4 separate regions of the Mus musculus genome follow, and regions 2, 3 and 4 are each linked to region 1. The links are chromatin loops, found by intact Hi-C in ENCODE. Cell type or tissue: gastrocnemius. All regions are shown on one strand. Each heading gives the region's core, and the rest is flanking DNA. Links, peaks and the distances in the headings are about the cores only. Region 1 overlaps Wwox (WW domain-containing oxidoreductase). Region 2 overlaps Wwox (WW domain-containing oxidoreductase). Region 3 has its middle 67 kb from the start of Dynlrb2. Region 4 overlaps Wwox (WW domain-containing oxidoreductase).

Region 1 (7,396 bases), core at 2,624-5,123:
AACTTGCCCACTTATAAGCTGCCATTACTGCTTCGTTGGGCCTGTGCACTGCAGGATGGAATGAGCATCTGCTCCCAAGGCTCCTAGTGTTGCCCTCTGTGCGAGCCCTGCCAGGGCCTCCAGCATTCCTTTCTTAGGGCCGCAGCAGGGAGACTGTTGAGTCTTCAGCCTGTGACGCTGAGTGGATGAGTGCTGAGCACAGTCCCCCTGTGACTGGACAGACACCTTGTCTGCCCAAGAGCGCTGTTGGGGCAATGGCGTTTCCACACTCCCCTCTACGTGGGAGGTGGGAGATATGGAGGGAGGTGTGTGCTCCCTGACTGACCCACTGGGTTCTCACAGGGCCTCCCCCTTTGATGTGAGCTCTGAGCAGACTGTTGTGTGGATGACGCTCTCACGCTGTCCGTAAGCAATGCAGAACTAACTTTTGAATGTTTATACTCGATAGTACTAAGGCAGTTGAGTAAATTCTCAGTTCCAAGCAGGAAGGAAGGGCAGGATGGTCCTGGAATGTAGGAGGTTTCAGAGGCAATGCAGAAGTACAACGAGGGCGTGAAAAACATTGGTTTTAGACACAGTGTCTTGCTGTGTGTCCTTGCCTTGCGTTAGCAATGTAGCCCAGGCTGGCTTCCAACTCCTGATCTTTATGCCTCTCACGACAGGATTATGGGTCTGTCCCGCCACACTCAGTTCCCAGCCCTTCTCTCTACAGTTGTGAGCTGGCTTTACCTCTGTCAACTGAATTCAGCCTTCTGGATTGGATGTGGATCAACTACAGCCCCCGGGTATAATCTGACCTCCTTGATTTTGTAGGTGTTTTTTATTGGAACACAGCCATGCACATTTAGGGTATCACCAGAAGTCGAGTAATTACAGTAGGGATCATGTGGCTCTCAAAGTCTTTACTGTGGGGCCTGCACTCAGCATTTACTCTGGGTGATCCAGCTGAACCCAAGGCAGGGTTGCCTCAGCGTCTCGGATCAGCCCATTTAGCTGAGGCTGGGATAACGGGATACCCAGGCTACAGGAAGAGTGCACCGAGCACATCATGAATAGCTGGAAGGGTTGCCCCATCAGTATTTGCCTGCCCCTACCCGTGGTCTTAGTGAGCTACAAGACTAGAATGTTGTCTCCTCAGGAACTAACACTCTTCTCCTCTTGACCTTTGTTTAACCAGCTTTCTGAACCTGAAGACTTTTAGATTGAAAGCTGTAGCTTGTGGACCTCAGTGGAGAACAGCATCTCAGGCTCCAGGGGAGCCATCCTTTCATCCAGAGCCGCTGCTAGCAGATCAAGAGCCGGAGCCTGCTAACCAGTAGACAATGGAGCAGCTCACTGCCCTGTGTGCAGCACAGCCGGGCAGGAGGGGCAGCAGGGGCAGGAGGGGCAGCAGGGGCAGCAGGGGCAGGAGGGGCAGGAGGGGCAGGAGGTTGTGGCTCTTTGGAGTTACACACGGGCTGGCTCTGATTCTGTAAAAAAAGAAGGAAACGGCTTCAACACGGAGATGACTGCATCTAAGTCCCCGGGAGTCTCAGGAAAGGGAAAGTCTAGCGTTTAGACTAGGGAGTCTCCCACTTCCCTGGGGCCCATGGATTTCCTAAGCTACATCTGTTCGAGAGTAGATTTGGCTGTGTGCACAGAGCTGTGTGGAAGCTGCTTGCCTTGAACCTTCAGGCTGGCTTGCTGGTCAGGCAGCACTCTCTGACACAGGCAGGCACATGTCCCTTGAGTGGGACAGCAGCTGCCCATCTTTATGTCAGAGGGGCATTTGAGTTCCATACAACTGATGCTTCATCGAGACCGGTATATTGTCATTGTATTTCTGGAGGAACAGTCAGGCTTTTGGCAAACTGTGTTGGAAACCCGATAGCAGCTATGAGCACATGAGACAATCTGGTGTCTGGTGCTAAGGACAGAACTCTCTTCTTTCAGTCTGAAGCTTGGAGTGGCTCAGATTTGATTTTAAGTTCTTTCTGATCTGTCTTTTCCCTTCTGGACCTTTATAATGTCGGGCAGCGTCATACATGGTCTCCCCCTGAAACAGCCAGAGGAGCAACAAAAACAAAACTAGCTCTCCTCTTAGAGTATTGTAATCACCACCCCAGGCCTTATTGTAGAGGTTCACACACACACACACACACACACACACACACACACACACACACACACACACACACACACACACACGCACACCAGGTTCACACTCCCAGAGATGAAAGAGGTTCACACGGAAGGTGTCAGTCATCCCTCACTTGGTTCTCTTTAAAGCAGAGCAGAGGCATGAGCTTTTCATGCTGGGAGCCCTGCGGGATCCTTTCCGTACAGTGTCTTCATGTGTAGGCTTAGAGGGTCTGTCCCTAGACCCTGTGGTGATGCTCCAGCATGGAGTTAGTGCCACACTTTCACTTGTCCATTGTTACTGTGATGGGTTCCTGCCTAGAGTAAACCCTTTCCTTTCTGGGCTGCTTTCCTTCCAGACCGTGTAGCAGCCCTGACCTTTCCTAAGGAGCTGTAGAGGATCCTGAGCCAGGCTGGGGGCTGCCTGAACTTAACCCCGTAACCCCCTTTTTTGAGTAAAGCCCGCGTCCTTGTGTTTGGGGTCCTGGAATTCCCCATTACATTCTTTTCCCATTGATGAGCTGATGGGGCCTTGGGTTATCTTCCTTTTGGGAACTCTGTGCTCATTAAGCAGAGGGGAAGCCCCTAAATCATCCAAGAGACCCCTAGGGAGTTAATTAACTATATCTGCAACAACGGTTCTCTTAAGCTAAAGTGATCTGAAATTATTTCCTTCGGAGAAACTATTGGAAGTTGTTTTCTTTGAGACAGAGTCTCATTACATAGCCTAGAGTAGATTCAATTCAGGGAAGTTCTCCTGCCTCAGCTTTCTCCACACCTGGCTGGACACTTGAGATTTTTATGACAGTATTGAGAAAAGTCCTTGACTGGCATTACACAAAAATTAAAAATGATTATTTTATGAGTCAAACAGCCACTTCACATGTGAACGTTCTTAGATATCGTAGTACGTGGTACCCTTAATACCCAGACCGGGTGCCATTAGAAATGCCATCGTGATTGCTGCCGTGCAGTCGGCTAACCCTGGGTAGGAGCAGAGTAGGTATAGAGTGTGTGTGTATGAGTCACAGGCCCCCAACAGATTACATTCATGTATACGTGTCCACAGGTGCCTCTCTGAACAGTTCCAGAGGGGTCTGTCCTCTGAGGCCCCAGTTAATTCTGTATTTGCACTTGGGTTTGGTTTTCACTTTTTTATAGTGTCAGCTTAGTAAATGAAGTTCCTGTTGCTATGCTTCAATGACAAAGTGGCTCAAACCCCTAATTTAAAGAAAATGTTTACAAATCTGATTTCTCTCTTATTAAGGTGTGGTGGTGTGTCACATGCAAACTTGGAAATGTTCCCGCATAAAATCCAATTAAAGTGATTCTATTCTTCCCTGCCTTTATGTAATGGAATGGCACAGTACGAGTCCTAACACAAGCATTGCTGTTTCCTGTAATTAACCTAAAAGCAGCCATGTTTATCTAGTTTATACTGTTTCCCCACTAGAGGGCACTGTTGCCCTTCGAGATAGTTGCACTCGGAGTTTTCTTCTCTGGCTGCCTAGCCTGGCTTTTCCTTTTGTTAACAGTGCCCTTTCCTTCCCCAACATATCTTCTAGGGCATGTCCGGCTCAGTGATAGAGCCCTGGCTGAAGACTAGGACCGGTGTCATCTTTCTCTTTCTTGGCTTTGCGTTTTTGTTTTGTTTGTATAAAATGCCAAAGACGAAGAGGCCCATTTAACAAAAAGGTCCATTGTGTTCAGGGAGCAGCTTGTTCCGCCAAATTACACAAGGACAGTGTTTCTTGGCATTATCGGTTTTGAGTGTGCTGGCCTATCAATTATCTGATTTCTTTTTCTAAGTGGGGATTGTAATATTTAAATATTAATGCCCGTGTTTAAGGTTCATTTAGAATGCCTCAGTGACCTTATTTATTTATTTATTTTTGCCCAGCAGCCTTATCTAGTGTGATATAATGTATTTTAATTAGATTGTTTATGAGCTATGCATTCTGTTACTAGAAGCAAATGTGTCCTTTTGGATTTGGTATCTGTTCCTTAAATAAGAAGTCATAACAGCCAGACTGTGAAACAGGCAACCAGTCCTCTGCACAGTTGGGGGGGTGGGTATTACCATTAAAGTTTGAGCAGGTCGTTTGTGGCCCAGAAGAAAGGACCTTAGGCTTGGCTTTATAAACTATTTTCAGATTTTAAGTGGAGACAGGATAAAACTCTGTTAGATACTCTTGCGTGTATTATGTTCCTTCTCAGTGACTTCTCCCTTTCTTTTGAACATGGGTGAGCCTAAAAATGCCACGGGTGTGAACCTGTTCCAGAGCAGAGCTGTTGCACCAGAGTGAAGATGTTCAGTGCGCTCAAGCGCTGATGTGTTCATTATTTAAGAAATAAATTGTTAAAACTAGGTGGCTTTTGGGAATTATTGCAGACTTGATAATAAAGGCGGCGCTGGCAGCTGGGACCCCTGGCTGTCCCTTGGGTGGTGTGAAGCAGTCTTGTCCTGTCTTGTGCCTTTTCAGCCATGCACATTTACCCCCGTGTGAATTCTCAACTTTTTCCAAAATTGCACTTGGGCCGCGGAGGCCTCTTTCAAGGGTCTCTTAATGTAAGACACCCATAGGTTACCAAGAAGGTCATCATTTCCCTTGATTTAGCAAATGAAGTCCCCACAGTGATTTGCCAAACTGAACTCTGGGGTACAGAACGAGTAAGGCATGATGTGCAAGGCATGAGCCACGCTGCCCGCTCTGTCTCTCTCAGTGTTTGTTTATCCGGCTGTCTAACTTCTCTTTCTCTTTGGATATTGTTATATACTGTATTCAGCCAGCTGCCATTAGAGTCAAGGGGAAGATTCCTTCCTAGATTCTAAGGAGATCTAGATGCTGTGTGTGCATGAGAGATGTCGATGGGAGGTGGGGGAGAAAGGCGAGAGGGAGGGGAGGCTGGAGGCTGCCTGGGGCCTCAGCTTCACTGTGTGGAGGCTGGAGACTGAGTTGGGGCTTCACCTTCACTGTGTAGAGGTTGATTAGCAAGGTGAGCAGAGCTAGGCTCTTTGTTTGAACCGATCTCACAGAAACAAAGTTAGCCAGCATTCACATGTGGTTATAAAGAAACTTCAAACCACATCTCTCATTCTTATCTTTACACTCAATGATACCAGATTAGTGTTTATGCATTGTTATTATATCATACAGACAGGCATTTTAAATAGAAGGGCTCTGCTGTCTTTTAAAATCCTCATCTCAGTGCTTGCAGCTGTATCAAAATGGTGCCAGAGTAGGAGAACAGAGAGGTGAGGTCAGTACCCTAAGTGTGCCTAGGTCCTTGGACAGGTACAGAATATGTGTGAGTTCCTGCCCGGGGCTCAATGTGCTATGCCCACCCCTTTCCTTACCTCAGAAGTAATGGCACATACCCCGTCAAGCTCACTCACTCTGCACCCAGGTCTAGAATGGAACTGACCCCGATGGTCTAGGGACCGAGGGTGGAGCTGTAGGGTAGGCTGTGGCAGATGCAGTTTCCAAGCCCCAGGTGGATCAAGGGTGAAGGCACGGATGCTTGCTTGGGGTTCTTCATCGTAGGTTAGCATGCGAGAGGGGTGCTCATGGAGTCGGGAGGGACAGGAGCCAAGTGTTACATGGAGTTAGTGTTCTGTGTCCTCTCATTTAAGTGACTTTAAATTTATTTTATTAAATGTATTGTCTATGGGGAATGTAGAAAATAGAGATAAAAAAACCAGAAAACAAACAAACAAACAAACAAACAAAAAAAACAATTCAAAATCCTTACAGTTGGAAGCATATGCCAGTGTTCAGCATCTGTGATCCGAGGCAGTGGCTTTCCTCTTTTCTTCTACTGGGCTGTGAAATGTATCTTTCCTTACCATTAAATATTCCACCTCTTAAATGGTTGCATACTATTCCATTATATGGCTCCAGCTATCTCCCCAGTGTGGCACATTTGGGTAGCTTCCAGCTTTTTAATAGCCACGGAATGGAGGCAGACATTTTGCAATTAGATGTTTGTACCCATCTGTGACATTCTGCAGCCTTATTTTGTGCAAGGAGAATTGCTGAATCGACGGATTTACCCACTAATCTTAATATCTTGATCTGTGACACTGCACCCCTAAATTGTTGTACCAATCTGATTGCCAGTTGTTGCTCCGTGTCCCTGCCAATCTTGGGAAGGGGCATAAAGAAAAAGAAAAAAAAACTGTCAATTAAATCCTTATGCCTCCGATTATACCCAAGATGTAGCCGTTCTTCACGCCGGGCCATTTGTACTTATTCTTTTATGAATTGCCTTTTCATTTTGTATGCATGGCTATCAGATACATATTGATTGCTGATTGATTGCTCGTTCCATGCAGTATAATTTAATTTTCAAAATGTCCCTTTCTCTTAGAAGTTAATTTATCTCAAAGTGTCCCTTACTCTAAGTACATATTCAATCCTGTGATCAAGAGGCAATTGAGAGAGAAGCCGGCCTGACTTCCCCTCTTGCTTCTGTGAAGTCCTCTAGGCTTCAAGGCTATTTGCTTTGCTTAGCACACTCACATCCTGGGCACGGAATGGGAGAGGGGCCCTCAGCTCAGCACTGGCTGGCTCACGATGGGGTTTGAGAGGCTGGTAAACAGTAGCCAGGAACTGGTGATTCTGGGATTGGCGCCTCCCCACCCCCCATACACATCCCAGCTCCCCAGATCTGTTAAAGCTAGTCGCACCATGCCGGAGCTTTCCCGTGCATTTGTTCACGTGACAAGCCGGGCTCCCACGTAGCGAAATTGTACCAATGCCGAAAATAGCTCTGCTGACAGGCAGGGCAGGCTTGATTGGTGGCGGGTTTCAGTCTGGAGAGGGGCAGGCGGGCGAGGAGTTCTGACTCTAGAAGCAGGCGTGACCTAGTTTTCAAACTGCTCCCCTCTTCCTACCTGAGTGACTCGGGCCAGGTGACTTCCTCCAGCTCATGGGCCAGGCAGGTAGTTCTCCGTCTCTGCGCAGTTGTTCAGGATGGAGATGTGGGTCCCTTGCAGACACTCGCCCTGCAGCCATTTCTGCAGCGGATGCTCGGGCCCGGAATGAGTCCTTATACTAAGTTGGTGTTCCCTAGCTTTGTGCTTTACAGGTCCTCCCGAGGATGGCACCGGAGCTCTGCATTGGCCCCGGGATCATCTTTTTGATCGCTTTGAATAACTGGTAGGCATTGACTGGTCTTTAGTTTGGAAAGATTTTTTTCCCACCTTTTGGTTAGAAGTCAGATAGTACCATCATGTAGCCAAAACAAACCAAACAACACCCCTCCCCCCAAAACA
Region 2 (7,396 bases), core at 3,054-5,553, 320 kb after region 1:
GCTGAGATTAAAGGCGTGCGCCACCCACTGAGTCCAATCAGTTTTACCCATCCATGTGTGCGTGGATGTGGGCCCATCCACTGGAGTATGGGCAACCTACCAGAGGCCGTATGCTCAAGAAAACTCTCTTTCTTCAGCAGCCGTTACCTTCTCTAAGCATCTCAGCTAGGGGGATGGCCTCCTGAGCCCCTTCCCTATGTCTGCAGGGAGGCTGATTGGCCGGACCTTGTGCAGGTCTTCTACCTGCCACCACAGCTGCTATGAGGTCATGATGCAGTAGTCCTGCAAGTTCATGTGTCTTTCTGCTGCAGCCCCTGTAGCAAACCTGGGACTCAGCACCAACAGGCCAGAGAGCACACCCTGGAAGGCCTTTGTGTCTCAGAAGCTGAGAATGTGGGCCTCCTGCTGTGGCCCCTCCTCACTGTCTATCTCCTGGTGTTATGCTTAGGCTCTTGTGGGTTGGTCTAACCAGGATTGAGAGGTGCACACATAAAACTATATACGTGCACGCATAACATCATAAGTAAATGCATGGCGCATTTGGCTTAAAAAAAATCAATTACAAAAAGGAAAAAAAAAATAAAAGGGAGCTGAGAGAAAAGCCAATTGAAATTTGGTTGCCGCGCACAGGAAAAGATAAACAGAGCAGCTTGACTATAAACAGAAAAGACAAGAGCAGATCCTGGTAGTGCTGATGGCTTTGGAATATGAGGCTAGGGTATGAGCCTGCATCCCAGCAAGCATACCTGCGAGATGCAGAATTCTGCCAGCCCAGGGATGTTAATACTTATATCCACCACTGCAGCACTCCCAAGGCCCAGGCTGCTCATTGCAGGGGGTTGGGGGTGGGGTGTGAGGCTCCAGAATGAAACAAAAGCATTTGACACAGGTTCTAAGTCTCCATCTCCACTGCTGAGATTACATTGAATTTTCCCGGAGTCGTTCAGTTTTCCTCTGTGCAGAACGTAGCTAGCATTTCCCCCTATCTTCCCCCCATTGTCCCTTGTTTTGTTTTGTTTTTTAATTATTCTTTCCTTTCTATCTGTTTTTTTTTTTTTTGTCTGTCTTTTTTGTTAGTGTTGCAAGGCTGCATATGGCCACATAGAGTCAACCACAGTAACACTTCCCTCATGGCCCAAACAGTGGCAAGATGTGCCAGGCACATGCTGCTGGAACACCTGGCTGAGGCCCGGGCATGTCTTCCCATGCCTGGGAGTGGGTACATGGCTCATAATGTTTTACAAAACAGGGGGCTCCATCCCAATGACTTGGGTGCCATCCCAATGACTTGGAGCTGTCTTCCAGCTGGACGGGCTGCCCAGGAACACATGTATGTTTGTGCTGGAAGCCCCACCAATATCATATCATCCAAAAGCACTTTTTTTTTCTTCTGTGATGAATTATTCAGGCAATGTTTTCCAAAATTGTCATTGATCGGTACAGACCCAGAGAGAGTGTTACAACAGCGTTGTGCTGGGCCCTGTGAGGGGTCGATATTTTCTGGCCTCATAGATGTTCCAAAAGGAAGGAGGGGGAAAGGAAAGAAAGTAAAAGACATTGTGGGGTTTTTTGTTGTTTTTGTTGTTGTTGTTGTTGTTTTGGGTTTTGGTTTTCTCGGCACAGTAAAGCAATGCAGGTACCACTCCTGGGTGGGGCACATGGTTAGCTTGGATTGAAACCCAGCCCTGGGAACTCGAGGCCTGGCTGGGGTGAAGGTGGGGACACAATATCCTCAGCTACTCAGCAGCAGTAATGTGGAGTAGGAAAAGGAGATTCCTACATGGCACTGGTTGAAGACCCCATTTAATTCACATAAAACTCTAGGTCTGAACAAGAATGACTTCCTTGAACATATACAAGGATGTGTATGTGTGTGCGTGTATACACACACACACACACACACACACACACACACACACACACAGTTGAAAACAAAATCAAAGGTGTTTTTGGAATGATACCTGTGTGTGGTAAGAAGGCAGGCACTTGGTTCTGATATCTCTGTCAGTGGAAACACTATGGGGGTTTTGGTAAATTTCATTGCAGGTTTTGGTAAATTTCACTGACGACATCCTGCCTTCCACAGTGGCCCACAGACAACCAGTGAAAACTCGGCCATACCTTCAGCGTAACCTAAAGGGATGAGGAGGAGATATTCTCTGAGAACTAGGAAGCCGGCTGCTGATCTCAGCCAGCTTTGCCTTCTGACCGTATTCTAGGTGTTAGGCTGGCTCACAACCCCCCCCCCCCCAACAGTGGTCCTCAGGTTCAGCTGGACATCAGAGTCACCTGGGGACTTCTTATAGAGCAGCGATGCTCCAGGATAATTGCATCCGGATCTCCAGGGAGCTGGGGAGCAGGAGAGGAAAGCAGTCAGGGTGAAACCCGCTTTAATCAGAATTTTCATCACTAGCTGCCGATCTGAAAGAAGGAAAGCTGAGTGAGAACCCTTTGGAAAAGTAAATCCAGGGCCCTGCTGAACCCAGGTCTCCAGAGACCAGCACTGCACCCCGCTTCGTCTTGGTGTTTATTTGTTTACTCTTGTGATTTGGTTAGTTCATTTTTTTTTTGTTCTCCTCCTTTAATCAGGGAAATGTGACTTGCCCTGGAACTTTGCAGAGCCATCCGCCCCTAGCCTTCCATGGCCTCCTTTATCTTACCAGCTGAATGGATACAGAACACTTTTGCCATGTAAGCCATCCATGTAAGGTGTGTGTGATCCAGTTGCTTTAGTACATCTACAACCTCAGAACATCTAATTAGCTCTAAAAATCATCCTGCATCCTTAGACACCTCAATCACACCACACACACACACACACACACACACACACACACACACACGGCCCTAGGCAGTGGTTAATTTCCTTCCTGTCTGTAAGGACTTGCCTGCTGTGGGCACCTCGGAAAAATGGAGTTATAGTGTCCATGGTGTTCTGTGTGTTTTCATTCACTTGGTATCCTGATTTCAAATTTTTCTTGTTAACAGCTTCTACTAATACCATTTTATTTTATTTTATTTTATTTTGTTTTGTTTTATTTTATTTTTGAATGCTATTCGATGGTAGGGATGCATCCATGTCCTGTTTGTCCGTTCATCACCTGGTGAGCATGTTTACCTCCGCCCCCGTGAACTTTCACCTTGTCAGTATCATCTCCATCTGACAGATATCTTGAAATACTTTACATCGGAAGCAAAACGTGATTAGCAACGCTGGAAACTGTGGCTCTTTTCACTCCACAACTGAGGTGCGAGCGACCTTGAACCATTACCGATGTTGCTTCTCCGTCAATGAAGGAGCGAGGGGCGCTCATCCATTCCCGACTTCTTCTCTCCTTCCCAAGGTGGCCAGAGGTGAAGGGAGGGTGTTTCCAGAGAAAAGGAGGGGCTCCTTTAAGATCAGCGCGAGGCCGTCAGTATTGTTTGCGTGATTAATGAGTCCATGGTGCCGAAGCTCTCATTTAATGTATCTGCGCCTTCTAAGAACATTTCGTTTCGTGCGCTTCGACTGGGTTTGAGATTTATGAGGCCTAACTTGCAAGCGATGTGCGCCCGGATTAAGGGAACCTGAGACTGTCTATTTATGTCTGACCCGAGGAAATTCCCTGTAAGCTGCTTATCGGAGGCGCTTGCTAAGGGCATGATGGGAAGATGGAGTCCTTTGGTCCCTGGTAAAATCTGGGATCTGCTCTCTTGCGTTTTCATAGTGCATTCAGAAAGTAAGTCCACCTGTGTGTATCTGCCCGATGATCCACTGGGATAAATTTAGTTTTAAAATACATATACTCTGCGACTCTCTGTTTGACTGCAAATGCGACTCTCAATTCGACTCCAAATACCAACTCTTCTGGGTACATGCATGTTTAATTCTTCGTTGTCAAACACCATGTCTGATCAAGGTGATTTTGAAGAATTTAATGCAACTCTTTACTCTCCATCTATTAAAACACGCATGGACTGAACTCTTCCTATCTGCTTTTTTTTTTCTTTCTTTGAAACTTTTTTTCACACTGTAACAATTAGGTGTCTCTAAAATCTTGTGAGAAGTGCACGCATTTACTGTTTCTCCACCAGGGGGCACTGTGGTTCGGCTGCCCATTTAAACAGCCGGTCTTCTATCCGTTTACCAGAAAATACACAGAAGGAATCCTATCTGGACGCAAACAGATGTCAACTCTTTCTCCGCACTAGCAAGCGGTAGTGTTGTCAAGTTTGTTAAACTTAGCTCGCTGGAGATTAACATGCAATGTATAATGTGCATGTGCCTAACTGTATAATAAATAGTAAATCACATTTTTATGCTTTCTCTGAACTTGGAGGCTTGCAAGTTATTATTTTTTTATTCCCTGGGTGTGATGAAATAAATAACCTTAAAATACATTTTAAAGATGTCAGTCAGGGAGGGGAAAAAAGTGCTTGGCACCGGTATTTGATAGATTTCTTTTGTGATTAATTCTCTTGTTGAGTTTTAATGACTTTAAAGATGTAAAAGCTAGAAACTACAAAACTAGACATGGTTAATAAATAACCAGAATAGCAGGTGTGGAGAGACACATCTGTGGGAAACTGAAATAAAATGTATCTCTAGGTTGTATTTGGAAATAGCTCTTTGGGGGGGGGGGGAGGGAGTTTTAAAACAGTGAACAGCAAGGTTGCTTTTATTTTTTTCCAGAAAAATTCTTTCAGAGAGTGTTCTCTAAAACCCACACATGTACACTGAATTATTTTATGACCTAATGTTTATTAGCGAGATCCATGTCTTGAAACGCATATGTCTTCCTGGAATTTTTGGAAAGTATTCACAAACATCTTCTGGTATTTTTTTTTTCATGCCTCTTTACCCAGCTCCCTTTCCTGGCTCTAATGCAAAGTGCTTTGCTGATGAACTGCCTTTAACAGGCCCAGAGAGCTGGGCCATTCCAGAAAACAGAATTGTGTGGACTGTGTTTCAGTAATACTATCATTTTCCCCCCTTCCTTGGACACTCAGAATTTATGAACTATGACCCAGTTTATCCTGAGAAGCTCTCTGTGGATCCAGGAGGGTGGAAGAATGGATGCCGGTCTCCAGACAGCAAATATAAGGCCCTTCACAGGGCCTTTTGCCTTGTCCCAGATGTGTAAAGCTCCTGTCACCCTATTGGAAGGCTGGATCCAGCCCATTAGCTCCACCCCCACCCCTCACCCCTACCCTGTCACAGGCAGTGCTGGGGTATTGACTTTCCTAGAACATTTCAACTTGAGTTCTTAAGCCCAGCAGTTTATAAACCAAACACACATTAATTAATATGAATAATGACTTGGAAGAGTCACAGGCCCCCAGAAGAAGAATGTATAAATGGACATATTTGCACATATGCTTTTGTGTCCAAAAGGAGATAAATGGTGTGTTGAACACAATCCCGTCTCCTCCGTGAAGGGCTATTATTGTCCCCGTTTTTTTTTTTTTTTTTTTTTTTTTTTTCCGACTCCCCCAAGTACAATAGGCCAGGCACATTTCACACAAGGCAGCTTCCCGCCCCAATCTCCAGAACTTCAAAGTTAAAAGATCTTTAAAAATAAATAAATAAATAACCAACACAGGTCTTATTTTTGAAAGCTCTGGATTGTAAATGAAGTCTAATTATCTACCTTCCCCGTGGCTGGAGGGAGGAGGCAGACAGAATATTCTGCCCTTCTCTTTGTATTATTTCCTTCTAAATGAACACACTTGCCAAGTGTTCAAGGCGACTTCTGCCACTACTGCACCTTATCTAAGTAGCCTGCTTTCTAGAAGGAAGGCAGGCAGCATCCTGCCAGGCAGACCCTTGTCCAGTGACTTTCCTATCAGCCCTGTTCTGGATAAGAGCAGCATAAATAAGCTCACACACACACACACACACACACATACACACACACACACACACACACACACACACACACACACACACACACACACTCCTTTCCCTGGAAAATCATCTTCTCTTTTTAAGGATCTGGGATGGGGGGTTTAGCTCAGAAGCCAGTGAATGTGAGCATTAATATCCAAGCCCAGAGAATCACTGCCTGACAGTGTTGCCTGACAGTGGCTTGCCTAAAAAGAGCAGGCTTCTTTCTCATTCCTGCCTAGGGAAGTTGGCGGGTCCTGCGGTCAGCAACACCCTCCTTCCCAGTCCTGGACGTGCCTTCCAGATCTTGCTAGCACACACACACAGCATGTAGACTGAAGGCTGGAAGGCGCCCCAAACATTTGGCCAGGAAGAGGCAAACAATTCCAGCTGGCCCACGTGCTGCGCTTTAAAAATTACCCAGATGAACTGATTTTGTAAAGAGCGGGTGGAGGGGACTCCAGGGCTGGGGGGGGGGTGTGGAGGGGACTCCAGGGCTCTGGGGGGTGTGGGGGGGTGTGGGGGATCAGGGTGCCGATTCAGCCTCTACTTAGTCACAAGCAAGTCATGATTCTGAGACAGGCAAGGGTTGGCTCTGCAGAGCACATTGCCTTGGCTGAATGCAAGAGACAAGAGATGATCTGGTAGGAAGGTTTACCACCTTGGCCTGGCCCCTTCCAGACCCCTCACACCACAGGGTCTGCTTGAGGATGACGTTGGTTTGCCAAAGAGGTATGTCTTCGCCAACAGCTGCCTCCCAGAGCCAGAAACAAGAGGTTTCGAGTTTGGGTGGGGGGGGGGGGGGCAGGGCTTCTGTGGACGTGAAAAGGCTGCCTCAGAACTGTAAGGCATCTCTCCAAATGTGCTTGGACTCCCTGCTCTCTCGTTCCCCCACGGACGACTGACAGGCCGCATTCTCTTGGCCCCATGCCCAAGTGAGTTCTTGGCACACATCAACATTGTACATCGCTTTTGCTTCAGAGAAAAGTCGGCTCGGTGACTTAGCCGCTCTGTCGAGCCGGAAGTCTCGCTCCTGTGCTCCTAAAATTTCATATTAACCTGAGAAAGAGAAGAAGAAAAAAATGAAAGGGAATCTTTCACTCTTTTTTTATTTTACTCTGTCCAGTCCTCAGAGGTGGGCGCTCAGAATCTCCCCAGTCCTACCCACCTACTGGAATACCCTGTGACCGGCAAGGGACCGTGTGTCTCACTGCCACACCTGTCCAGTTCCAGCAATGTCACGTTCACCAGCTGGCTCCTGTTAGAAGGTTGAAGCTGATTAATTATAACTTACCAGAGGCCTGTTCTACAGTAAGACTCGGGCCCTGTCTGTTCTGTACCACTGTGGAACACACAGGAGAAGCAAGATTCTTCTAACGAAGACAAGGTGATCTCAGATGAAGAGGTCAGCCCAGATAGCATTGCTTGCTACCTGTCCACCCAACCATGAGCAAATGTGTAGGCTGGACCAGCCCGTGTTCTGATAGAAGAGAACACTAGCGATTTCTCTGTGTGCTGCTCTGTTTAAAG
Region 3 (7,396 bases), core at 3,315-5,814, 2.0 Mb after region 1:
GTATCTGTTAATTCGCCTGTCTGACCTTGATAGATTGTACCCCTCCAAACTATGCCTCAAAATAAGCTCTCCCCACCTTATGTTGGTTGCTTCTAGTCAGATATTTGGTCGCAGCTAAGCAACGTGACTAACAACACATTTGTAGCCTGGGAGGGGATTTCATTTGTCTCTGGGATTGCCTACAACTTGGTGGGAAGACTTAGAATCCAGGAGAGACAGATTGACGGTCACTCCATACTGGAAGGTAAACTCCTCTTCAGTAGCCTGGATTTACTCACTCATTCATTCATTCATTCACTCACTCATTCATTCATTCACTCATTCATTCACTCATTCATTCACTCACTCATCTGTTTCTCTGTGGTACTGTGGATTGAACTGAGACCCTTGCTCATGCTAGGCAAATGCTTTACCACCTAGAGATGTCCCAGACATTTATTAATTCTTTTTTTTCTTTTGAGTCAGTTTCTCAACAAGTGGCCCAGGCTGGTTTTCAACTCACTCTGTTGCCCAGATGGGCCTTGAATTTGTAATTATCCTGCCTCACCTCCTACCCCAAGTCCCCGAGCTTACTGAGCTGAGCCACCAGGCTCAGATGGCCTAACTTATTCTAACCAGTCTTGCTGCTTTACTGTGCAGCCTCTGATAGAATAATGACTATAATTAGATCAAGTGGGAAAAAAATTCCCCCTTCCCACTAAGCAAGCCTTTCAAAATTACCAGTTTCACCTCAGTTCTCTGGCTCCTTTCAGGGGAAGGAGTCTCACTGACATGACATAGAAATGCCACGAGAGAGGTCTGGTGGCACCCTGCTCATGCTAAGCACCCTGGCTCACACACACACACACACACACACACACACACACAGCCGGAAAATGATTTATTAGAGACTCCAAGATAAACACCGATAAAGACTTCAAACAGAAAAAGGCTCATGACATCTGCACAGGACAAGATGAGACGATGATTAATAGGGAAGGGGGTGGGCGACAGATTCAGACTCCCTTCTCCACCCGTGGGAGGCACCCAGAGAAAGCCCTTCTTGTCTGCAAACAGTCTTCCCAAGCAGGATGATAAAATATACTTCTGATAACTGGAGCTGTTCCACACCGTTTTCCCCTAGGGTTTGAGAAGTAACTCACGAGTCCTTTGGAGCATCCAGACGTGATCCTGTACTGTCTATTCTCAACAGGCAGCCACAAGACAGAGAGACCCTGCCTCTGTTGAATCTTAATGAGCGAGTGGATCTTAGCCTGCAGCCTCAGGCTGGGAAACCTTGCAAATGTGCCTCCCGTGCCCTCTGTACTGCCCTCTCTCCCTGGATGAGCCAGGCCTGTCAGGGATCGGTGCCTGCGCTTAACTCAACGTTGCGCTCAACTGCTCTCTCCAACTTTGCCCTTTTCCTACAGAGAGCAGAGTTGTCCTCTGAGGATTTCACACCCCAGTGAGGAGGTGACACTCCAATTAAACCTCCTCCTTGTGATGGTTCCTGCTTCCAACTTCATATTCTTGTCCACCCTGATTCCTGGGGAGCTACCCTTTCTGTGCCTGGATCAGCGTTGGGTCCTGGAGATAAAGGGTCACTAAGATGAAACCGCAGCACATTAATAGCTTGTAGCCTATGGGCAAGACAGAAATATGTACAAGACACACAGTGTAGCCAGTATTCTTATCAGAATTTATCAAGGGCACAAAAAAAGAAGAAGACATGTGCAAAAATGCAGTTGACAGAAATTCTAAAAGTCTCTATTCCAAATAGATTACAGTTGATGTTCTCTCTTTCCAAAAGTGGCTCTGAAGACCAGTGTTAGATGAACAGAGACATTTGGAAGAACCCTAGCCTAGATTTACTGGTGAGGGCCTTGTATATCTCAGGCTGTCCTTGAATTCCTGACCTCTTTCCCTCTGCCTCCTAAGGGCTAGGATTATAGGGGTGTCTCTCCACATGAAAGTACATTTATTATTTTTATTTAAAAAATGTTCTTACTGATACTGTTTTTCTCTTGCCATAGTCTTCATCATCAACTGGGCATGATCTAGAGTCACCTGGGAAACACACACCTCTGGGCACATCTGTGAGGGTGTGCCCCACCTGAATGTGGGTGGCATTGTCCACAGACTCAGGACACAGAATCAACAAAGGGGGAAAAACAGAAAGTAAGATTCGCTCTCCTCTCCTGTTTTGCCCAGATTTGAAGGTGAGAAGGGTTCCAACTTCACCACAGCTGTGAGCCCCTGTCATCATCTCTTCCTTGTCATTATAGACCAGGTCCCCTTAAACTGTGAGCCAAAAATGTACCCTCCATCGTTAAACTGAGCCTTGTTGCATATTTGGTCATGGCAGTGAGAAAAATCACTAGTACATCAGACGAATGAATTCTGCAAACCCTTCTGTGCCGTGGGGCCAGGACTAAGGTAAAGAAACTAAGAAAACTGGGGTGTGATACACACCAGGTCTGGCAGCACACACCTTTAGCCTTGGCATTTGGAGAGAGAGGAACACAGAAGCAGGTAGGTCTCCGTGAGTTTGAAAACATGTTTTTGAAAAGCTAGTCACACTTCAGGCCATACAAAGGTCAGACAAAGCAGCAGCGATGGGCTGTGAGGGCTTTGGAAAGCCTCAGAGGAAAAGGGCCTCGGAGAATAAGCAAGGCCTCCCTGAGGAACAAGAGAAATTACTAAGTAGAGGCAAGAGCCTGGGAGAAAGACAAGAAGATCCTGCCTGGACCGTGGTGAGTAATGATTTGTTAGAGTTGTCCAGACTGAAGAGTGTGGTGGGGGAAAGCAGAGAGAAAGACACACACCTGTTAGTACTGCACACCCATCCACACCTTGAGACTAGCACGTCTTTCCATTGTAGGGTCACACTGAAGAATTAGCAGCCCAGCATCACCACTGGGGTCTTGTGTCCTCACCAAGTTCATCATCGTTGCTATACTCTGAATGATACCTATCTCTACTATTCTCATACCCAGTTCAAGGGTACCATTCAGATCTCTACTCTCTTCCTTCTTCAAGGCTAGCTGCTTAGTCCCTTGTTCTCTCTTGTAATGAAGGTTCCCCTTTGATTACATCAGACATTGATTCAGGTACCTAACATACAATATCTCATTTATATATCATAGCAAATCAATGTATACATTGGGTGTTCCCATTTTATAGATGAGGCAAGTTGGGGCCTGAACGATTAAATAACCATCCAGATTACACAGCAAATAAATGGCAGTGCCAGGTATCAAGCCCACCATACTGATGCCTTGTTGATTCCCTTGCTGACTTTCTGATGAATGGCAGGTAACATCTGAGCAGATATGTCTAGGGGTCTAGGCAGTGGGAGAGAGAAGAAAAGGCTAGCTCAGGAAGAGAATAGCCTGGTCTCCCAAGAAGGCACTGAGACATGGGTTGTTACTGAGGAATGATGTTGCTCTTGTTCAATATTAGGCTGAGTTTTAGGAAAACGTGCCTTTAGGGGAGGTTGCGTTTGGATGCTACCAACATCATTTTTTTGGTACTGAACCAGGTGGCTTTGCTCATTGCATTTCTGCCAGTTCTCTTTGTGCCTTAAATACTGATGGAAGCAAGGGCTAGGAACAGGTCAGGAGGGCAGGGCTCCAGAACCATGGCCCTGAGAAGGTCTTTTCTGGAGACCAGGAACATCAGGAAAAGAATTTGGGCTTCGGGTTCCCTGTCATCTCTCTCTCTTACCTGGAAGCTGTATCTGCTGACATCACTAAAACTCAGGTCACCTAGCTGGACATTCCTCAGTTGGGCCGGCTGAACTGAGTTTATCCACCATCATGCCCTGTCCAAGTTCTGGCTGAGCACCTCCATGGCATTCCATCCCCAGAGACACAATCCTGCTGTATAGACACTGTGGGCTCTCTCTCTCTCTCTCTCTCTCTCTCTCTCTCTCACACACACACACACACACACACACACACACACACATACACACAAGCTCATGCTTCCTCTCTCTTCTGTTCTCTTATGAAATACATAGTAAACTTTTCTCTAAAACTCACCTTCCATGATCTATGAATTTCTTATAACTCGCAAGACAAGAACCTGAAGTCACTGGTTCAGGGTGGCTTTGGAGGCTGTTGGGTTTTCCAGGATCCCAGGTCCCTAAGTCAAGCTCACCAACAACTGAAAATGGTTCTGTCAAACTCAAAGGCATCCCTCAAATTCTCCATATCACATATACCACGGGGAGGGGGTGTGCAGTTCTATTCTAAATTCTATTCTATTCACTCCAGGGGACTTTAGATAAGGAAGCAAGATGAGAGACATGGAAGCCAGGTGGATCTCACACCCTAGTTGTTAGAGTCCTGCGTGGACACAGGGACATCACTCTCCAAAATCACCCTGGCACTACCAGCAAATGACAGCTTGTTCATCTAGAAGTGACAAGAGACCCTTTCCCTGGGCCAATTCTCGATGCATTCTCTATGTCTACACGGGTGTTGGACGACTGCAGAGAAACTGGTGATATTCCACTCACATCCTAAAGATGGGGACTCTGTGAACTGCCAAAGCCCTCTGCCTGAGTAGAGAAAGCTGCCTGACAGAAGGATGCTGGACGCTGAAACCAGGAAGAGTTGGTACATGTTGGATCATGACAAAGGAAACATCGCCACCTGGTGGCCCCAGGAGAGATACGCCACTCTCCTGGCCCATTGTCTCCTGGGGGCACAAAGTTAACTTAGCCAAAAGAAGTTTAAAGAGCTTAGGAAAGGAAGGTGGGCTGAACGCTATATGGAAAGGGCCAAAGGGGAGGGAAAGACTTTCCCTGTTCCCTCCTGCCTGGTCTGCAGCTGGTGGACAGCAACGTAGCACTGAGAATAAGGTCGTCCTAAGTGTGGGTCATCCTGGAAAGGGCAGAGCATTGCTTACTTTGCATGATGCGCCTGCCCTTGAATTCACACTGAAGGTCCTTTTGGTGTCCATGGGAACACAATGGAGATTTCAAGACCCAGAGAAGGGAAAAGAAAACCTTCTGCTGTGTTGTTGTTGGTAACAGCAAAAGCCAAATAAGAGATCAAGAGAGGATAATGGTAGGTGAGTGGGTAGACACAGTGTAGGAAGGCCTTACCCTTGGGCTGGAGAGATGGCTCAGTCAGCAAAGTGCTTGCCACATGAGCATGAGGACCTGAGTTCAAAGCCCAGAGCTCGAACATGGTGGCACATGCTTATAATCCTAGCACTGGGGATGTGGAGATTCCCGGGGCTCACTAGCTGTCAGCCAAGCTGCATCGAGCAGTTCCAGGACAAGTTAGAGAGACTAGCTCAAACCCCAAGATGGTTGGCCTCCTGAGGAATGACTCTGAAGGCTGACTTCTGGCCTCCACTTGTACATGCACATACATGCACATACGTGCACATACACACACATACATGCACATACATTTATGTGTACTCGAACACTTGTATACCCATGCATTCACTCAGAGAAACTATCATGACAAAATTCATCATCTTGCTTGCTAACTAAAAATCATTTTTAAAAAATGAACAAAAGCAGCTGATATTTGCCTGTCATTATGCATGCATTAATGAACAGTTAGTAATTAACTAATTAACACAGTAATAATAGATCGCTGAATGATCACTTCAGATGAGCCCTCGCGGCAATCCCCTATAGAAATAAAGGGAAATAAAATGTTATTGTCTGCACCTTGCAGATGACCAAGCTGAGTCCCCAGAAACGAATGCACCTACCCTGGGCTGGGTCCCTTCCACACAGAAGGCCTGGAGCCAGGTGCAGAAGGCTGCCTACCCCAGCCTCACGCTCTGAATGATGCCTCCAGTCTGCTTTTTTTATAAGATGGTCCATTTGCACTGGACACACATGGCATGCCTCTTACAACACATGTACTTTAGACTGGAAAGCTGTCTCACAGGTTGGGAATACATACCGTTCTTGTAGAGGATGCAAATTCAGTTCCCAGCACCCACTTTGCATGGTTCACAATCATCCATAACTCCAGTTCCAGGGGGGATCTCATGTCTCTGGCCTCTGAAGACACCTGCACTCACACGAGGTAACCAACCTGGAAGAGCTATTGCTAATCGTTGCTAATCGTATCATGGAGCCCTGGCTAAACCTTAGGGTGACGTCATTAGCGTGATGCATTTTGGAAGCTAATTAGTTTTAGGTATGGTCTAGAGTGTGCGCACACACACACATACACACACACACACACACTATGGAAGATGGGCTTGAATGCACCATGCCATACTGACTATCACTGATCCTACCAGGGAGTGCCATATACCTGCCAGGGTCCTGTTTTTATAGGATGTGATACTTGCAGCTGAGGGGCCCAGGGGGTAGCCAGTGCCCAGATCCTGGATGGCCCCCTGTGTGTGCTAGTCAGACAGAGGTGGGTTGCCTGAGCCCTTCCAGAGCAGGCAGTAACAACTGAAGAAACTGTTGGGCAGTGTGAGAGTTGCCAGGAGAGAGGGAAGGAATGCACAAACGGACCAGGAGAGAACAGAGCAGGGGTTAGTCAGTGAGGAGCCAGAAAGAAAGACCCGCAAGCCCTCATCATCAGAAGGCTCTGGAGACCTGTCAAGTCTTCAGGGCCAAGTGCCTCAGATCTCAGGCTGAGCACTAACAGAAGCCACTGTCAAAGGCTGTGGAGTCTCATGCCACAAGCAGACACAGGGACTATAATATTAGAGAGTGGCTGCCCTTACCTGCCTACTCTGCCGCTTGGTGCTGTCAGACACCAAAGGAGACATGACTGAAAAGCTTCTTCTGCACACCCAGGATTTCTGTCCAGGTAGAGCTGGCCAATCAAAACAGCCTCTATACATCAAAGTGATGCATGCTGGGGTCGGCTTTCTTCCATATCTGAGAGTGGTTGCCTCCTTCCTGCAGCATGAAGGATTCGTGAGGAGGACTTCTGAAAGCAGAGGTGACAGCTGGTGTCAACGTGGCGAAGCTTTACCTGGCCAAGCACTTCACAGTCCACAGAACTCTGGAGTTCATGATCCCTTAGGGTAGCTATGACTGCCCTGTGAGGGCTGAGGCTAGAGAACTCTGACTTTGGTTCAGTAGTTAATAAAGCAGAGGCTGCCGGGGTGACAGAACCCTGCACACAGCTGTCCACTGTGGCATGGAGAACTTAGTTCAGTCAGAAAGTGGCAGAGAAGGAATAGAACTATATAGGGCAGACAGAGAAAGAATTAGAGGAGCCTTGGGTTCAGCCCCCAGAACTGTGAAAAGGAAGGAGGATGGAGGAAAGAAGAGATGGAGGAGGGAGGAGAGAGGGAGAGAGAGAAATGGACAGAGGAAGGAAGGGAGGAGAGAGGGAAAGAGAGAGGGAGGAAAGAGAGAGGGAGGAAAGAGAGAGGGAGAGAGGAAGGGAGTTAAGGAGGAAGAGGAGAGGAG
Region 4 (7,396 bases), core at 2,219-4,718, 520 kb after region 1:
AGTTTATAAGTTCTGAAAGCACACTTCCTTCTGTAAAATGATAAAAATCTCACGCTGTCCTGCTTAGACACCTTGAATGACCATGGTGTGATGGTGATTACACAGGGCCGTGCTCTCTGCAGTTCCGGGCACCCATTGCGTTTCTTGGAATGTTCCTCTGTAGATGAGGGAGGGTGTCTATTGCATAGCTAGTATCCTTCCATTTTCTCCAGCACAAACTGTGTATGTATTAAATATGAGTAACATCCTTCTTGGTCCCCATGATAACCCATGCTCCACTTTGTTCTTCAGTGAAGCTTCCCCTTCTAGGACTCTCATACAATTGGAGTCTGACAGTACGCTCTAGGCTGGCTTGCTTCACTCAGCACATGCCTTCCAGATCTGTCCCTGTTGTAACACATGGCAAGATTCCCTTTCTAACATTGCTTTGTCTTTTGGTAGTTTCATACATGAGTACAGTATGTTTAGATCATATCTCCCTTCTACCCCCCACTTGTGAGTCTCTTCCCTCCCCCTGTTAGAATGTTGGCTAGCTTGATCCTGTGCAAGTCTTATGTTGGCAGCCATAGCTGCTGAGAGTTTGTGGATGCGACGACCCTGTCATTTCTAGGAGACAGTATTTAGCAGCAGTCCTCCATGACTTCTGATTGTTACAGTCTTTCCTCCCCATTATCCCTGATATACCCATAGCCTTGTGGGAGACAGGCTCAAGTTCCTTCATATTTTTTTAACGGTAATATTCCATTATACAAAAGCCAGTTTAGTTTATTGAAGATGCTTGGACACTTTGGGCTAGGGTGGGCAGAGCTCTTAGGAACTCCTTTATACAACTATCTGTTTAAATATCGCCCTCAGTCCCTTTGAAAATTTATCTAGGAGCGAAATGGCTGGGCCTTAGAATGGCTCCACATTCAACCTTTTAACACTTGTCAAGACTGTGCTCTTACATTCACGCTGGCAGCCTGTGAGAGTCAACTTTATCGTAACCATTAGCCAATAGCAGTTGTCTTCCCTTTTCCTTTCTTTCTTTCTTTCTTTCTTTTTTTATTTGCCCTTAGGTTTTAGTTTTATTTAAAAAGATTTGTTCTTAATTATGGGTATGTGTCTGTGTGTGTGGTTATGTGCACATATGAGTGCAGGTGCTGTCAGAATCCAGTAGAGGGCGCCAGAGGGCGCCGGACTCCCCCTAAAGCAAGTAGCAGCTATGAGTGCTGGGAACCAAATTTGGGTCTTCTGTAGGAGCAGTCTGAACTCTTCACTGCTGAGCCATCTCTCCAGCCCCTGCCTTCTTAGTTTAAAACAGTGACATCTTACTGTGACTTTGTTTTCTATTTCCCTAACCATTAATGGTGTCAAGCATCTTTTCATGTGATTTTTGTTGTTGTTCCCTCATGTCTTCATCTTCTTTGAAGAAAGCACCATCCAGGTCTAACACTCCGATGCCTTGTCTCTTCCCCACTTTCCCTTGGCTTGTGGCTACGTTCCAGCAACTCGAGTTTCAAGGGCACTAATTTCCTCCGCTGCTCTTTAGAATTTGAGGTAAAAAGAAAACAGTAATTGAAACAGACAGTCGTTATTTACATCTGGGAGGCTGGTATTACACACCCTGATGCTCTTTCATTAGCTGTATTATATTCTTATTATGTGTTTTACTAGGTAATTGTAATCTGTGGCTTTGGGATTTTCTAGCTTTCTTTTTGGTTTATTTTTATAAACAGACAACAGCATGAGTCTAAAAGAACAGGGCCTCAGTAGGAAAAAAAAAAAAAAAAAAAAAAAAAGGAAGGCGAAGGAGAATGAAACCCCAAGCCAGCCAAAGGAGATCTGAGGGCCAAAAATAACTAAATAAGCCCTTCAGAGCTTACTAATCTCCACACAGGTTTTCCCTATAGTTTCCAGAGGTGACAAAATGGGCTCAGTCGCTTAGAATGTAGTTTGTTGCTCTAATTGTGAAGAATTTTAATTAGCCAGTATGTTTTATGGTGCAATGAAACGCTCAGTTCGGAGCCTACGAGTCCATCTCTCTGTGGAGCGAGAAAATGAATATTCTCACCAGAGATTAGGTGGCAACATAGACAGGACTGTCTAGTCAAAGAGAGAGGAGGCCAGGACTCACTACCCCTGCATGCTAACAAAAGATGGCTGCTATACCAAAGAGCAGGCAGGGCAGGTTTCCACTCACTCATGTTGACCATCAGAATTGAAACAAGCCCCGCAAAGGTCTGGCGTTGGCATGACGATGCTCTCCTCTTCCAGCCTCTGCTCGATTCGGCTTGATTATGCTCCTCTAAGAGGGTCACAAGACTAGGCGTGGTCCTCGGGCTCTGGCATTTGATGGCGAGGTGTTTTGATATTCTAATCAGTTGGTAGTAGGATGGAAAGTTTAAATGGAAATCATCTGAACCATACCAGGTGTTCTTTCAGACCATCTACTGACAACTGAGAGTTTAGGGGAAGGCCACCCATCCATCCATCCATCCATCCATCCATCCATCCATCTACCTACCCATACCCACCTACCCATCCACCCATCCATCCACCCAACTACCCATCCACCCGTCCATCTACCCACCTACCCATCCATCCATCCATCCATCCATCCATTCATCCATCCAGAAAGCCAGCAACTCATCCATTGGTTCACCTGTCCATCTATCCATCCATCTACCCAGTCATCCATCCTACAGTCTGCCCACCAATCTATCCATCAATTCCTTCAGTTGCTCATTCATCTGTTCATTCACCCAAATGCTCTGTCCTTCCATCCATCCATCCATCCATCCATCCTTTCATCCATCCATCCATCCATCCATCCATCCATCCACCCATCCATCCATCTATCCATCCATCCATCCATCCATCCATCCATCCATCCTTCCATCCATCTATCCATCCATCTATCCATCCATCCATCCATCCATCCATCCATCCATCCTTCCATCCATCTATCCATCCATCTATCCATCCATCCATCCATGCTCTGCTCTTTTTCTGTTTCCCTTCCCCTACCCCTGCTTCTCTTTCTTACTTTGCTACTTCCTTCCAACCTCCAAACAACTGTTCAGTGCTCATAACAGTGAGTGTGCATCCTAGCCTTTGGTGGCATAGTAAGTAAACGAAACAAGGTTTTGCATTCTGTGAGACTGTTATATGAAATGGGTAATTAACAGATACAATCCTCCTCAACTGAAGTCCTCTTCTATGTTTATGTATTCGTTCCCAATAGATCATTTACCATGTCAGCCAGGAACCAGATGGGGGCCTGGAACGTCACACTTCTTTTGACAGAAAAAAAGTTCCAAGTTAAACATTACTACCTACAGTAGGGTGTGAATTATCAAGGGGCAGAGAACTCTTTCCAAGTCCAGGAGTCTGCCACTGGGAGTGCTGAGACAGTGTGCCCAAGCTAGAAGGACATCCTGCAAGGGTCTCTAGGGGTAAGGCTGGAGAAAAGCCACTGGGTGGCTGGTGACTCCATGAAGGTCAGACTCTCTGGGAAGCCGCTCTCTAGTCCCAGGTCAGGATAACACTGGAGATGCCCATCCATGAAAGTCACTTGGAGTCTCCCAGGAGGAGGAGTACGCTAGGACGTTTCCTGTTTAGGGGACAGGATTGAGTTGCCCACAGGGAGATGCCTCCAGAGAACCTCACACCAGAGCCTGAGGCCTCCAGTGTCCCTCTAGTGCCCTCTACTGGCTAAGTTTGTCGTGGTGCCAGCCGGCACAGGGGAACCAGTTCTTGGTCCTAAGCAGGGCCAAGGCAGCTGGGTACGACAAAGACAGGTCATCTGTTGACAGCTGGGACAGATGTTCAATAAATACCGTGGGGGAAATAAGCTGAGTGAAGAAAATGAGAAGGCTCAGGTGTGTCATTTTTGACCGGGAGTATTCAAGACAGGGCTCTCAGGAAAGGCAGCATTTGAATGCAGGCCTGAAGGGAGTAATGTCACTGGCAGAGCATTCACCCAGAAGAAGCAGCCATCGAGTGCAAAGGCCCTCCGGCCAGAGCCTACACGGCACGCTTGAAGAGGAGGCAGCCGCAACCTAGTGGATGTGAGTGGGGGCTTAGAGGACGCCTGAGAGTTAGCATGCTGATGTGGGAAGCCTTCCTTCTAGAGAAGCTTCTAAAATTTGCTCCTTTTCCCCCAAAGAATGGGTCCCCCAAAGAGTGGATTGGCGAGAGGGGCAGTAACACGGACAGAAACAGAGACACCACACTAGAAAGCTAGGCAGCGATCCAACTTAATAAAAGACCTCAGAGCCAGCAAGGCCAAAGCGGTTCCTGTTCTGCTCCGGGTGACAAACCGTCTTAGAAATAACGATGGTAGGCACGCATGTAAAGACACTCAGAAGGACCCTTCTAATGATGCCAACGGCAAATGATTTGTTGAATGTATGTTCCCACCCCGCAAGGCCCTCAAGAAACAGCGAAACAGAGACAGGACTCAATTTCCCCCATGAGACTAACAGTGTGCATGTGTGTTCTCCCTAGATCTGCTCTCCTCTCCATCACCTGGCCAGTGTGGTCCTCATCTCTAGGCTCCCGCCTTGTGGATAACATCTCTGTAAAAACCTAGTAACTATAACTGTGGCCATAGCTAGCATCTCTCACAGTATCCATGCAGTCGGGCTAAATCACTGTGGCCATAGCTAGCATCTCTCACAGTATCCATGCAGACAGGCTGAACAGCAGCATACCCTCCCTGTCCCCTGACCCTCCATTCTCTGCCTCTGCCATGCTGGAATCACAGGAGCATGCTGCTGCACCCAGGTCTTTTTGTGGGTTCTGCAAGTCCACCTTGAGGTTCCCATACTTGCAAAGCAGACACTGGAGATGTATTGACCAAGACATCTCCCCACTGCCCCACTTTAATACATATTTCTTACACTAAGACAAACCTAAATTTGTGTTTTCTGACACCACAGCCTATGGTTTTGTTTGTTTGTTTGTTTATCTTTTTCTCTACCATTGCTCTGACTCTCCCCCGTCTGACATTATCTAGGACTTGCCACAATTTCAGGAATGCTCGGCTGTTTTGTTGTTGTTGTTGTTGTTGTTTGTTTTGTTTTGTAGCATGGAATGGGGACTGTCCTCAGTCACTGGCTGGGTCATGGACAGCAAACATTTGGCCCTCAGAGTGACATTCCTACCAAGTTTCCAACAATGGTGTCGGCCTGGTACGCCTGTCCTTCCTTGGTGTGAGCAGAAGTTTTATGACTGTGTGTTTATGGGAAAGTGCTGTTACTATTCTTAGACTGGCTGCTCTCACTTATTCATAGCCCCACTCTGCTGGTGGGCGGGAACGAGAAGTTATAATAGCAGCGCAGGTGCCTCTCATTGTCTTCCGTTCCTCACTGGATCGTGTTTATTAAGAAGGAAATCACAGTGGTGTGTCTGGAACTGCGTCTGAACAAATAACCCACAGGGAGGAGTCCCCGGAAGGTGGGCAGGAGGCAGCACACCAAGAGAGGCAAAAACAAGCCCGTGCTAATTGGGATCAGGCAGTGCTTTGCATGAGAATCAAGAACAAGAGCTCGGCTGCCACGTAATTACTGGCCTCAACCTTTGTTGGCATACTTCTTCACATAATTCTACAGGAGAGCGGCAATTTGAATTTAACACACTTTTTTTTTTCCTTCTGGGTTTTTAAAGGAATTTGAAAACAGAATTGCACGAGTACAGGGATGAAGAGAGGTCTTTGCTAAATGTTCAGGTTGCTTATAAATATATCGCTACACACACACACACACACACACACACATACACCGAGAGAGAGGGGACGAGGGAGAGGGAGAGAGAAAGAGTGCACACACTACCACCACCACTCTTTGGACAACTATCTCACTTGGTGATGTTTGGTTCCTTGGACAAAGCTCTTCTGACTCATTCAGATGAAAGGCAGGAGACTTAATTCAGTAGAGATTGGGAACTGCCAGCTCTTGGAGTCCACATCATCATAATCTTGTGGCAGTTTTCTAGCCAGATCCTTGAGAGACTTATGGATGTGTGTCTCTACATGTGGGTGTGGTGTTTACACAAAAGGCAACCCTTGGCCCATGTCATCGCTTTGGTCATGAGGCACCCTGAAGGGATATCGCAAATCCCTTTACAGAACCATGCAGCAAGTGTACCTCTTCATTCATCAGTCACTGCCATATCAAAGATAAACCAGACGTCACCCATGGCTCTGATACTCATGGTCCCGCACCACAGACAGAGCCATGTACAGAGGACTGGAACACCAGGGTCACTTGCTATGGTTTCCCAGGGCAATAGAGAGGAAGAAAACAGTCCATTCAAATAGGGGAGGGGGCACAAGGTAGTGCCCAAGTAGGCACCACCTCAGAGGACGCTGAGGGGGTAAATAAATTAATCTTCCAACAATAGAAGGATTGGAAAGACCACAGACAAACTTGGGACACATCAGGACAGAAACACATTTGGGGGGGAGCTTAAGGCCAGCCATGGCTAACATGTTGAGTTGGTCCAGGGGCTACTGAGAAGACAGGCAAGCTAGACAGAAAGGAGTAGACATCAAAGCCCACATCACGGGTACAGGAGGAGAAGGGGAGACATGCTCAGAGCTCCCACCATCAAACGTGGCCCTATTTTTAGAAGGGTCTGACTCCTGAAATACCTTAGTTCCTCCTACCTCCCTGGCTCCTCGTCTCTCTGTTCACTGAACTGAAAAATTATCAGGGCTATATTCAGCCCTCGCCAATAATAACATGTAACAAAAATATCTCATAGATTGCAACTTAGGAGTGTTTTGACTGCTCCCAGCCAAGTCTTTGAGAGTCACAGTGTGTACCCCACCCCCACCCTGTCTGCCTTTTTGATGAGTAAAATTGAGCCTTTTTTTTTTTTTTTTTTTTTTTTTCCCCAAAATGATGTTCTTTTGTGGCTTGTCTGCTTCTTCAAGAACAACTATACTCACAGCATTCTTCCTCTCTTATTGAAACCGAGAAGCCACCATGGCACCCTTCTGGGGTGGGGTGAGTATCAAAAGTTTGGAGACTACTACCTACCTTTCTGCAAACCTGGTGGGGAAAGAGGCAGGCCTGAAACTCCACTGCCACCTTGCTCCCATGAGAATAACAATGTCTTCCTTACAGACAAGACGTGAACCTTAGCAACTAGGTACCCAGCAGTTATTCACACAGGAAGTGGGATGAGAAGTATTATGGTAATCTCTACCATTATTTTCCCTGCGATGCTGGCTACTGTTTCCTTTAGCCAAAGGAGCTTTGACCTTCAGCTCACTGCTTCCTCCTGAATCAAGAGCAGACTGCCCACCATCAGCCTGGTCTCGTTGGCATTGCTCAATTAGTATATATTGAGATTCTGTAGGAGTCCCTGTCCTGAGTCAAACTCAGTAGGAGCCACCAGAATCCTT

What was found. Peaks named below come from ENCODE experiments on the same cell type or tissue, not always from the same donor. Only the 100,000 strongest peaks of a DNase experiment are listed, where the experiment ranks them.
Region 2: it touches region 1 in a loop (3-fold over the local background); 11 of 42 quality-filtered maps call a loop at or near these places.
Region 3: it touches region 1 in a loop (5-fold over the local background); 21 of 42 quality-filtered maps call a loop at or near these places.
Region 4: it touches region 1 in a loop (4-fold over the local background); 14 of 42 quality-filtered maps call a loop at or near these places.

Annotation. Positions count from the first base shown.
Region 1 is chr8:114,449,340-114,456,735 of GRCm38, forward strand. All of the region lies in intron 4 of Wwox (WW domain-containing oxidoreductase), which reads left to right. Among named protein-coding and RNA genes, the nearest start is that of Wwox, 13 kb to the left of the region's middle. In gastrocnemius, for the core only: a CTCF peak has its summit at 3,563 (motif pointing right); a DNase peak (open chromatin) is centred at 3,598; H3K4me3 peaks cover 350 bases; H3K27ac peaks cover 322 bases.
Region 2 is chr8:114,767,494-114,774,889 of GRCm38, forward strand. The region is part of intron 8 of Wwox (WW domain-containing oxidoreductase); the gene reads left to right. Among named protein-coding and RNA genes, the nearest start is that of Gm16118, 63 kb to the left of the region's middle. In gastrocnemius, for the core only: a CTCF peak has its summit at 4,075 (motif pointing right); a DNase peak (open chromatin) is centred at 4,090; H3K4me3 peaks cover 227 bases; H3K27ac peaks cover 342 bases.
Region 3 is chr8:116,434,484-116,441,879 of GRCm38, forward strand. No RefSeq gene overlaps it. Among named protein-coding and RNA genes, the nearest start is that of Dynlrb2, 67 kb to the right of the region's middle. In gastrocnemius, for the core only: a CTCF peak has its summit at 4,641 (motif pointing left); a DNase peak (open chromatin) is centred at 4,626.
Region 4 is chr8:114,967,887-114,975,282 of GRCm38, forward strand. The region is part of intron 8 of Wwox (WW domain-containing oxidoreductase); the gene reads left to right. Among named protein-coding and RNA genes, the nearest start is that of Gm39257, 10 kb to the left of the region's middle. In gastrocnemius, for the core only: a CTCF peak has its summit at 3,698 (motif pointing left); a DNase peak (open chromatin) is centred at 3,694; H3K27ac peaks cover 1,223 bases.